Linked DNA regions of Homo sapiens: all the other regions are linked to region 2. The links are chromatin contacts, found by Hi-C or POLR2A ChIA-PET in ENCODE. All regions are on one chromosome and are shown on one strand. Each heading gives the region's core, a stretch centred on a gene start or an enhancer-like site at or near the end of the contact. The rest is flanking DNA. Distances are from core to core; before and after follow the strand shown. Region 1 holds the start of RNF38 (ring finger protein 38). Region 2 holds the start of NFX1 (nuclear transcription factor, X-box binding 1). Region 3 holds the start of ZBTB5 (zinc finger and BTB domain containing 5).

The links. A loop is a pair of places that touch in the nucleus more often than their neighbours do. ChIA-PET counts read pairs that join two places held with the same protein, here RNA polymerase II (POLR2A). Pooled maps may share reads with other maps.
Region 1: a loop to region 2 is called in a map of CD4-positive, alpha-beta T cell, with 12 times the contacts of the local background. The contact joins the promoter of RNF38 here to the promoter of NFX1 in region 2. A Hi-C loop is called at or near these places in 2 of 168 maps with a recorded cell type or tissue (CD4-positive, alpha-beta T cell and naive thymus-derived CD4-positive, alpha-beta T cell) and 8 of 50 pooled maps.
Region 3: a pooled map shows a loop between it and region 2 (14-fold over the local background). The contact joins the promoter of ZBTB5 here to the promoter of NFX1 in region 2. A Hi-C loop is called at or near these places in 7 of 50 pooled maps. POLR2A ChIA-PET finds 5 or more read pairs at or near these places in 2 of 52 experiments (A673 and B cell).

Annotation. Positions count from the first base shown.
Region 1 is chr9:36,398,534-36,401,586 of GRCh38, reverse strand. It overlaps RNF38 (ring finger protein 38), which reads left to right and starts at 1,318. Exons shown (of 12, transcript NM_022781.5): 1 at 1,318-1,490. The coding sequence starts at 1,479. It overlaps LOC124902152 (a long non-coding RNA gene), which reads left to right. Exons shown (of 2, transcript XR_007061475.1): 2 at 2-122. RefSeq lists silencers at 259-718, 749-1,078 and an enhancer at 1,289-1,358.
Region 2 is chr9:33,288,951-33,292,331 of GRCh38, reverse strand. It overlaps NFX1 (nuclear transcription factor, X-box binding 1), which reads right to left and starts at 1,816. Exons shown (of 24, transcript NM_002504.6): 1 at 1,735-1,816. The coding sequence starts at 1,759. It also overlaps the pseudogene LOC100862682. RefSeq lists enhancers at 1,541-1,590, 572-1,771, 1,741-1,790, 1,801-2,220, 2,926-3,381.
Region 3 is chr9:37,463,621-37,466,768 of GRCh38, reverse strand. It overlaps ZBTB5 (zinc finger and BTB domain containing 5), which reads left to right and starts at 1,319. Exons shown (of 2, transcript NM_014872.3): 1 at 1,319-1,554. RefSeq lists enhancers at 1-339, 340-1,025, 1,026-1,711, 1,712-2,397 and a silencer at 1,392-1,491.

The DNA.
Region 1 (3,053 bases), core at 69-2,568, 3.1 Mb before region 2:
GCGACATCTGAGCAACTGTCACACTTAAGGAAGCCTCGGACAAGTTGGGTTCGAACCTGTTGGCTTGCTGCATTGAGAGACACCTTTGTGTACTGCAATAAAAATTCTTACTTTTCGGGCCACGTGAATGCATTTATGCTGTAAGAACTACGTGAGGTCAGTTACTGTTTGATTGCGGAGTTTTGTAGGTAGGAGGCACGGAACAGTAGCAACAATTTACTAAGAGAAAATCTATAGGAATTGGAACAGGGCCCTGCGGTCCGCAGGGCAGCGGGGGGCGGGCTGGGGCGGGGCTGCGCAGTGGTGCTGCGCGCGGAGCTCTGTTGCCGGAACTGGTCCGAGTCGTGCGCCGGGCCGCGCGCAGCCCCGCCCCGCCCCGCCCCGCCCCCTTCCCCCTCGGGGTGGAAACAAAGGGGGTTCGGCGCGCGGTGCGGAGCCTGGGGGAAAAGGGAGGAGCGCTCCGGTGGTCTGGCGCGCTGGGCTCGCTAGGTTTGTGCTGGCGAGGGGACGGGGTGGGACGGGCGACCCGGACCCAAGAAGTGGGAGGACCGCGCGTGTCGCGGCCTAGCGGCGAGGGGAGTCGCCTGCGCGCGCAGCGGAGGCCAGTGCGCCGGCGCATAGGGAGCCCGGGTCTGTGATCGCCGAGGCGGGGTGAGGCGGGGTGCGGCGGGGCGCGGCGGGGCGGGGAGGGGCGTGGCCGGGCCGGGCCCCTAGTGCGGTGTTGCGGGACGGGGCCGAGGCCCGGTCGGTTGGGGCGTGGGGGCGGAGAGGATGGAGCCTCCGAGGCGTTAGGCGACTCTGTCATCTCTGGGCGTGCAGCCGTCGTTTCCTGGCGCGGCCCGTGTGATGGTGCCGGGAGGAAGGAAGCGCAGTGACAGTGCCTAAGTTGGAGCCGGGGTTCCGGGGGTGAGGAGGCCCGCGGACGGCGGATCTGGCGAGCTGGCCGCGGGCTGGGCGAGCAGTCACAATAGGAGGCGGCGGCCCAGCGAGGATCCGCGGGAGCTGCCCGGCAGGGCGGAGCCTCCCCTCGCAGGTACTGGCCGCCGCGGCCGTTGGCTGCAGCGCGAGGGCGGGACGGGCTGCGGGCCGTTGAGAGCCTGCGGGGCCGCGCCCGAGTCTTGGGCTAAGGTTTGCCTCGGCCGCCCGGCGCTCTTTGTTCCCGCGGTGGCGAGGAGGCGCGGTCTCAGCTCGCGGAGCCGCCGGCCCGCTGCCCGGCAGATGGCCTCGCTCTCTCGCTCCCTCCCTTTTTGCCGAGACGCAGGTGAAATGATGTCACCCAGGAGAACGCGGAACCCGGTCGAAAGGGTCCTCTCTGGCGTCCTTCTGCTTCCGTGGGTTTCTGGATAGGCTGCGTTTTGTTCTCAGGGGATGCAAGTTCTTCCTTTCAGGGTTGAAGCGTGAGAGAGGTTGGTTTTTGAAACGGGAGTGTTTCAGGTTATTGAGGTCCAAAAAGAAATAAAGTTTTTGTTTACGTCTGTATGGCTTGTAAGGTAAAGTATTTTTCTTTGTGTTGCAAAAATGATATATGCTATTATTCAGTAAAAGTTGGGTATGCTAATTCTACCGTAAGTAGAAACACACACATGTAATTATTGCCACCATTATATGAATTGCCATTTCTTTTTTCTTAAGCGGTGGACTTAACGTATGAAAACTTAAATGTATACAAAGCTCATAATACAGTTGTTACCTTAGAGTTGCAAGTCTGCTGTATTCTGTTTGGCCTTGATTGCGAGTGTTGTTATACTTGAAAATTTACCGTAAATTTTTTTCAATAGCAAACAAACCTTGTATGTAGGCTTTAAAAAAAATTCCCTTTTATAGGGACAGTTGGAATCGAAGTAAAATTGTTCCTATCTTCAGGGAACACCGTCTAATGGAAGAAATAGAACTTTTGTAGAGATAATACGAAACCACATACATATAGATGTCAGATCAGGTGTGGGAAGCTGGGACACACTTGGAATAAAAAGATGAAATTTCTGACTGGAAGTTTACCTGGGAATTGTGTCACTTCAGATACTCCTTTCTCTGGGGTTTATAAATATATATTTATAATATATTTATTTATAATATGGTATTATATAATATATTATATATATTTATAATATGGTATATTTCACCTTTTGCAAACCTGCTAATCATACATTGTTCATTCAATTTTAAGTTGATTTTTATGATATTTCTGTAAGACTTATTTCTAAGAGATTTGAAGGCCTTAGCGCCTATAGTTGAATAAGTTCTGCCACAGACTCGTCATGTGGGCCTCAGGCTCTCATCTGTAAAATATAAAAAAAGTTGGACTTAAATAATCTGTGGGTTTTCCACCTCTGACTTCGTCTGTGATTCTAGAAGGTAGTTCGTATTTCCATACTTGTTGGGCTTTATATGCCCATCTTGTTTTTATAGTTAAATTGTCAAGTATTACTCTGGGTGAATATTGAGGAGAATTTTCTCTACTAAAATAACCTAATTTTTGATGAAGAGTAAACAAGATGGCATAGTCAGACATAACTGACTGTTAGCATCATAATGTAGAGTGTAGATCTGTTGTCTCTCTGCCAACAGCATTGGATGAGGCTTTTAATTCATGTTACATTCCTAGGCTGTTTCTGTTTGTGCTCACTTTCTTTTTTTGAGGCTGTGAGTGGAAAGTGTGGGTGAGAAATTCTTATGATAAAAGTTTCTGAAATGATTAGGTACTTGCTCAGTATGGAAAGATTATTGGTCAAGATTATGTCTTCTAGTTTATTCCACCTATTTCTCTGTACTACCTCTAGTTTGGTTTAGGCCACCACCATTTTGTAATTCATCTTGCTGGAAAGGTAGTTCTTAATTAGTCTTGATTGTTGCGTTGTGTTTGTTTTGGTTTTCCTGCTAAGAAAACATGTCAGACAGTTTTCACTTCCATTTTACTCTACTTAACTCACAGCCTTTTCTCTGGAAAGAGCGAACAGATTGTAAACATGGATTTGAACAGTATAGTTCTTGTCTAGTTCATCAGCAAACGTTAATTAATACGACGTTATCTAGAGGAGATAAAGCATTAATAC
Region 2 (3,381 bases), core at 567-3,066:
AAGACTTTGATGATGAGGGTGTGGGCTAAAGATGATGCTAAAATACGAACATGGAATGGGAACTAAAGCAAAATCAAACTAAAGCACATGAAAAGGAGTAAGGAGGTCTTTGGACTAGAAGATTTTGCCTCATTAGATACTTTCTGGGTTGGAGGTAATAACTTGGGCACAACACCAAAGTTCAACACGAAGACTCACAACTAGGCCCCACCGAATTCTTCTTCAAACACTGAAGGGTACAGAAATGAGTCAGAAACGAGCCTGTGGATGAGACGATCAATAGATCCAGTTTAGAGAATCTGGTGAAGGACTAGGTGAGGAGAATAACAAAATACCCAGCCCAAAAAGTTTTCCAACCCCAAGGAAGACTTAATATCCACATCAAGACTAGGGTACACCAATGCAGTGTGTTTTCCAACTTTTTTTTTTGAGACGAAGTCACACTCTGTCGCCCAGGCTGGAGTGCAGTGGCACGATCTTGGCTCACTGCAACTTCCGCCTCCAGGGTTCAAGCAATTCTCTTGCCTCAGCCTCCGGAGTAGCTGGGACTACAGGCGCGTGCCACCATGCCCAGCTAATTTTTTGTATTTTTAGTAGAGACGGGGTTTCACCGTGTTAGCCAGGATGGTCTCGATCTCCTGACCTCGTGATCCGTCCACCTCGGCCTCCCAAAGTGCTAGGATTACAGGCGTGAGCCACCACGCCCGGCCCTAACTTTTTAAACTAAGAACCATAGTAATAAATACATTTTACCTGCCACCCAGTATACAAATACATATATGGTCTTCTTGGTGCCCCAACGGCTGGTCAGGGACAGAGCTGAGATTCAAACCAATGGTTTCCAAACTCCATTCTGCAAACTGCTGCCCTGTTTTCCAGAGTGGGCCATAAAATCAAATGAAGGCAGTGGGCTGTGACATATTTTTAAACGAAACAGAAAACAGAATATATTGCTGATTGTAAAACAAACCAACCAACCTCACTGCTTCCAGAAACTTCTGGTTCGCTTTTATATTTATGTAAGTGTACAATATTTAAGGTCGCGATGCAAAATGTTTCTTTTGGTTGCTGTCCAACACATTTGGAAAACACTGATCTATGGAACACCCTGAGGAAATGGATGTTATATCAACGAACAAATGAGGCTGTCTCTACACACTGAGGCAACTCCAGGAGGGGGAGTGAGTGAACAATTACAGAATAGGTACAGTACAGGGCGGGAGCCATCACAGGAATTAACTTATCTACTCCCAACTGACAGATGAGGAGACTGAGACTGAGTCACACGGGGTTCGCAGCAGGCTGAGACTCTAAACTACTGGAATTCGGCTCGCGCCCACGCCACCACTCCAGGCGGTATGAGCACACCACACCCTACACGTCAAGAGCCCGCCACCGTCACTGGCTGTGACCTGGCCGACGCCCGCCTGTCGAAGGTCAGTGCGCCGCTGCCCCAGAAACAGCCTGTGGGAAGGCAGGGCACCCACATCGACTCGCAGCGCCGGGACAAGTCCTCTCTCCTCCGAAACCCAGCTACTGGGCTTCACCATCTAGTCCAAGAAGACACAGATCTTCGTACGCACGATGCGCGGGGCTTGGCCCTTCCGAGCCACTATCCTACGCCCTAGCATGTGCTACTCTCGCGATATGAGTGGCTGAGGCCCTAGAACTTCGTCACTGACCCAATTTCCGCTCCCTGAAAGGGGCCCAGTCCCGCTCGGGCCGGGACAATACCTGAGACAGGAGGCGCCTCCGCCATCCCGTGCCGCAGAACCTAGATCGAGCTGTACAGCCAAGTCAGCACTGTCACCAGGTCACGTGCCCCGGACTTCCGGCGCCGCGAGAATATTCGCATCTGCGCGCCGTGTAGACGGCCACAGAGGTTGCGCAGCCCGAATCTGTGTGGCGCGTTCGTGACGTCAGATAGACGCGCCAGGTGTCGGGCGGGAGGAGGAGACTAGTAGCTGGATGGAAATAGCAACAATCGCAGGAGGGAGGGCGGCGACTTGCGTAATCATTGTGGTTTTCCTTTTTTTATTTTTTGATATAGGGTCTTGCTGCCTTACCCAGGCTTGAGTGCAGTGGTCTGATCATGGCTCACTATAGCTTCAGTCTCTAATCCTCCCGCCTCAGCCTTCCGGTAGCTGGAACTACAGGCGGAGCCACCATGCGCAGCTATTTTTAGTAGAGACGGGTTTCGCCATGTTGCCCAGGCTAGTCTCTCCAACTCCTGGCCTCAAGCGATCCTGCCGCTTTGGCCTCCTAAAGTGCTTGGCTTACAGGCGAGCCACCACGCCTGGCTCCAGACTTTTTTTTTTTTTTTTTTTTTTACAAAGGCGTTTATTCTCATCAGTATCACCGATATTCTCATGGTTCACATTTGCCAACGCCGCTCCTCTCCTTACAGTAGTTAAATGTGCAATCTCACTTGGGGGCCCAGGGAGGGGTGGGGGCTCGGCCCAGGGTGGGGAGGGCGTTGGCACTTCACGTGGACAGGGTGGGCAGCCTGTCCTGCGTGAAAGAGGTGTGGGTGAGTGGGCGGCCAGGGAAGGGGAGTTGGCAGGGGAGGGCCCCGCAGTCTTTTTTTCTTTGGTGGTTGGTGATTCTCCATTCAGATTCCTTCCTGGCTTCCCAGGGTAGGGGAACCATGCAGCTCAGGGCAGGGCAGGGGAGGAAGAGAAGGAAAAAGCAGCAGGCCGCCCGGGGGGAAAGGTGGAGGGTGAACGGCAGGGCAAGGGGGAACGGGTGGCTCCTGAGGTAAGGCACAACCCTGTCTTTGGCTTTCCTGGTGAGGAGTTTCCTCCCCTGCACCCCCTGCCCGACGCTTCTCCCCACCCCCCCACCCCCCAGACCCACACACAGTCCCAGGAGCCAGGGGGCACCACCTCCTGGGGTCCCTGAAACAAGTGGGCTCTGCCACCCAAGCCAGTGCCGCAGGGGCTCGAGGAGGGACACCCGAGGAAAAGGCAGAGAGGGGCAGGCAGGGGCCTACCCAGGACAAGGGGGTGGGGGTGAGAAGACCCTAGGCCCAGGAGCTGGGCCCCCCGCCCCAACTAAGTCCTGGAAGTGGGGGAGCACCTGCTTCCTTTCGGGGGTCTGGCTGGAGCCCCGGTCTGCCCCTTGGCCTCCGTCAGGCCCAGCCACTTGCCAAGTGACCAGGGCATTGTGCTTTGGGGTAAACGCTGGGGTGGGGTGGCAGGCCAGGAGGCAGGGGGAGAGGAGGGATGACTAAGGTGCTTGTGCTTTAGCTGGGGGTGTCGATATCCCCCACTCGGGCCGGCTGGGGGCTAAGGTGCCAGGCCCCGGCCAGGAAGACAGTGCCAAGACCCCAGCAGACCGTGGCACTGACCCCCACAACAAGCAGATGTTAAGAGGGACCCC
Region 3 (3,148 bases), core at 70-2,569, 4.2 Mb before region 2:
TACTTTTAGTAGAGACAGGGTTTCACCATGTTGGCCAGGCTGGTCTCGAACTCCTGATCTCGGGCGATCTGCCCGCCTCAGCCTTCCCAATTGCTGCGATTATAGGCGTGAGCCATCGCGCCCGGCTGGGAGTTCCATTTTTCTGGGAGCTCCTCCAAGACCCTTACCCCCACCCCCAGAAGAACCCAGCTGAGTTCGCGGGCCTGCCTTTGTCTCCAGAGCCACGCAGCGCTCCCAGACACGCTGCGCCGGAGAAGGCAGCTTTCTTCTGCCGTCCTCACCCTAGGAAAGGGGGTTTCTTCCCTGGCCCCAGTGTCCGATGCTCAGGGATCGGGTTCTCCCTCCGAGGGTGCACCTGGAAACCCGAGCGTCGCCCCGGGGCTCGCTTTTTTCAGACCGCGTCCCATACAAGTCCGCGACCCTTCCACGTTTGGGACAGGAGTGGGAGAGCTTAGCGCTTCCTATTTTTTTGTGGGGGGAGTGCAGGTGATTATAAATCTGGGCATGCAGACTACAGGCTTATTTGACCTGCAGCCGAGTGCGGGGCCAAGCGCCGGGCTCCTGGGGCGCCACCGTTTCCAGACGCGCAGCCACCCGGACTGGACGAGGGGCGGGGTCCGACCTAACTGCCATCCGATGGACAGCGTTTTTTATTCGCGGTTTTCACCCTGGACTTTGGCTTAGTTAAACCTAAAGAGCTTTTTGGAATCTTATCTTTCCCAACGTCTATGAAGTGGGAACTCAATCTCCAGCCCTCTACGTGTGTGTGTGTGTGTGTGTTCAGCGAAGGGAATTCACCCCGGAGAAGAGCCCTGGGTCACTAAAGCGCCGGGCACCACGAGGGTGGAAAAATCCTTCAGAACCAGCCAATGGCGGTACGGCCTGCCCTGAGGGCCCGCCTCTCCGGCGCCCTCAGACATCACGCAGTCGTTGTTGTGATTGGCGGATTTAGGCGGAAAGCCCGCTAGCCTAAACCACAGAGGGTTTTGATTGGTTGCAGCGAACAGCCGCATTTCTATAGTCCAAACCTGGAGCAGTTTAGTGATAAATCCCGCCCTAAAAGGCATTTGATAACCGTTTTACATGTTGTAAGGCAAAGGGTGATTGGTCAGAGAGCTCACGGATTCAGTCGGTAGTAAACACAACCAGACTTCAGGGACCGTGGATTGGTCAGTTTTTCCGGGGGCTAAGTAAATTCCTCCAGGTTCCGCGCGCCGGCTGGCTGCACTCCTACCCCGGCCCCGCCCTTCCCATTGCTGATTGGTTGCAGCCCAACTGGGAGAGGCGGAATGGGGCGGAGTAGGCGCTCTTGCATTACGTCACTTCCGCTTATCCTCGGGCGCCGCCGCCGTGTTCTCAGAGTGCTGCGGCGAACTGGCTGGAGGAGCTAGGGGACTAGAGGCGGGGTGGGAGGGGGGCGGGTGGAAGGGGGAGGAAGTCCCGTAACGGAGACGCTGGTCAGGACGTTCCCACCTCCTCTGACACTGCCGAGTCCGATCGGAGAGGGGTCACCGCCTCCTTCAGCGAGGAGGAGGGGGGCGGAGCCCGACTCAGGTGAGGAGACCCCGTCAGCGAGTATCGTGATGGCGGGCGCGCTCACGTGGGGAAGGTTGAGCACCAGGGGCGCGCCAAGGCGTCGGGGAGCGCGCAGACGTGTACTGGTGCCCCCGGACTACTCTGGCTGTCTTTCGGAGGGGAGCATTGTTACCGTTGGAGCCAAGGGGCCAGGCGGGTTCTTCTGCGCAGGCGTCCCCGGTGTCCCGACGCCAGGCTGTCTGCGGGGTGGGGCGGGGGCTGGTACTCCTGTGGATCCCCGGCTGGCGACGTAGGTTCCCGAATGGGGTGGGAAAGGCCTCAGGACCAGCGGCCTGGCGGGATGAAGAGAGGATCTGCTGCCCTGCGGGATGTGGTCGGACGGCTCCCTTGCCCCCATCCTGGGTCTTGAGCGACGAGGTTTCATTTCACCAGAGCAAGGCCATAGGCAGACTGCCATCGGGAGCCAGCGGCCGACCCTGGAGGGGTGGAGCCAGTGTTTCGGAATGCCCCAACTTGTTATGAGAGGACTGAAGTGTTTAATAGGCATTTATTGAATGCCCACTACTCCCAGGCTTCGTGCGAGGAGCTGTGGGGGATGCGGTGGTAAGACACTGCCGTCCCATCTTCTCCTGTTTGGAGGACAGATTTGTATGTAAATAATAAAAGGCAGTGAATTAAGGGGTGTTGAAGGTTAGTTTTTTCCTTTCATAATGGTCATTTTTTTTTAAGTCAGTCAGCATTCTGGCATAGTGAAGGATATTGTGGAAACTAATTTTCTGAACAGAAGGCAAATCCTAAATAATTTGGAGGAAAAATTTTAGGTGAAAGCACAGTAAAGTTGATTACTAAGTAGTATCTTCTGACTCTAGTTAACTTGAATTAATAGAAGGAACTCTTCACCTTCAAAAATTGAAGCAAAAATATTCCAAAACATGTTCTCATATTTTTCACTTGTATTAAGTAGAGGACATTACGGGCTTTTCTTTAGAGGTTGAAGAGAATGCTGTGCCTTAGTCATTAAGTCATTGGTAATTTGTTGTCCTAGTATGGGCTGTTGTGCTTAGATGTAAAAGGCTGGGCAGAACTTGCTTTTCATTTGCCTAAACTCTTGTGATTTCTGTGGGGACGGTGGTTGGCAGTAAGCTAATAGTTCAGAGGGAAAAGTCCAGATGGGAAGAAGACAAGGAATTTTAGAGAAAAGCCCCTAAGCCAAAGGAAACCGTTCACTCTTCCTTTTAACCCTTATGGAAATCTCATCAAATTTGGGAAGATTGACCTGGCCACCACAGCCAGCTTGGTGACCTTACAGGTAAGACTACTTGGGTGGGGACCTGTTTTGGGCCCTTGGGTTTTGCTGAATAAACAGACTCTTTTTTTGAAGAGTCCTGAAGTCAACTCGTTTACTAGAGATTTGCCCCTTTTCCCTAAAAGTTGTGTCAAAACATAACTTTTAGTTAGCTGAGGATGCTGGCAAGCTGGATTTTGGTTAATTGATATGTCTCTAGCAGAATTCTGAAAATGGTAAGATTTGGAGGAAAGGCATCTTACAGACTTAGGAGCGAACGCTCTCAAAAGAGACTCACAAGACTGTCCCCAAAGTGGAAGTAATAAA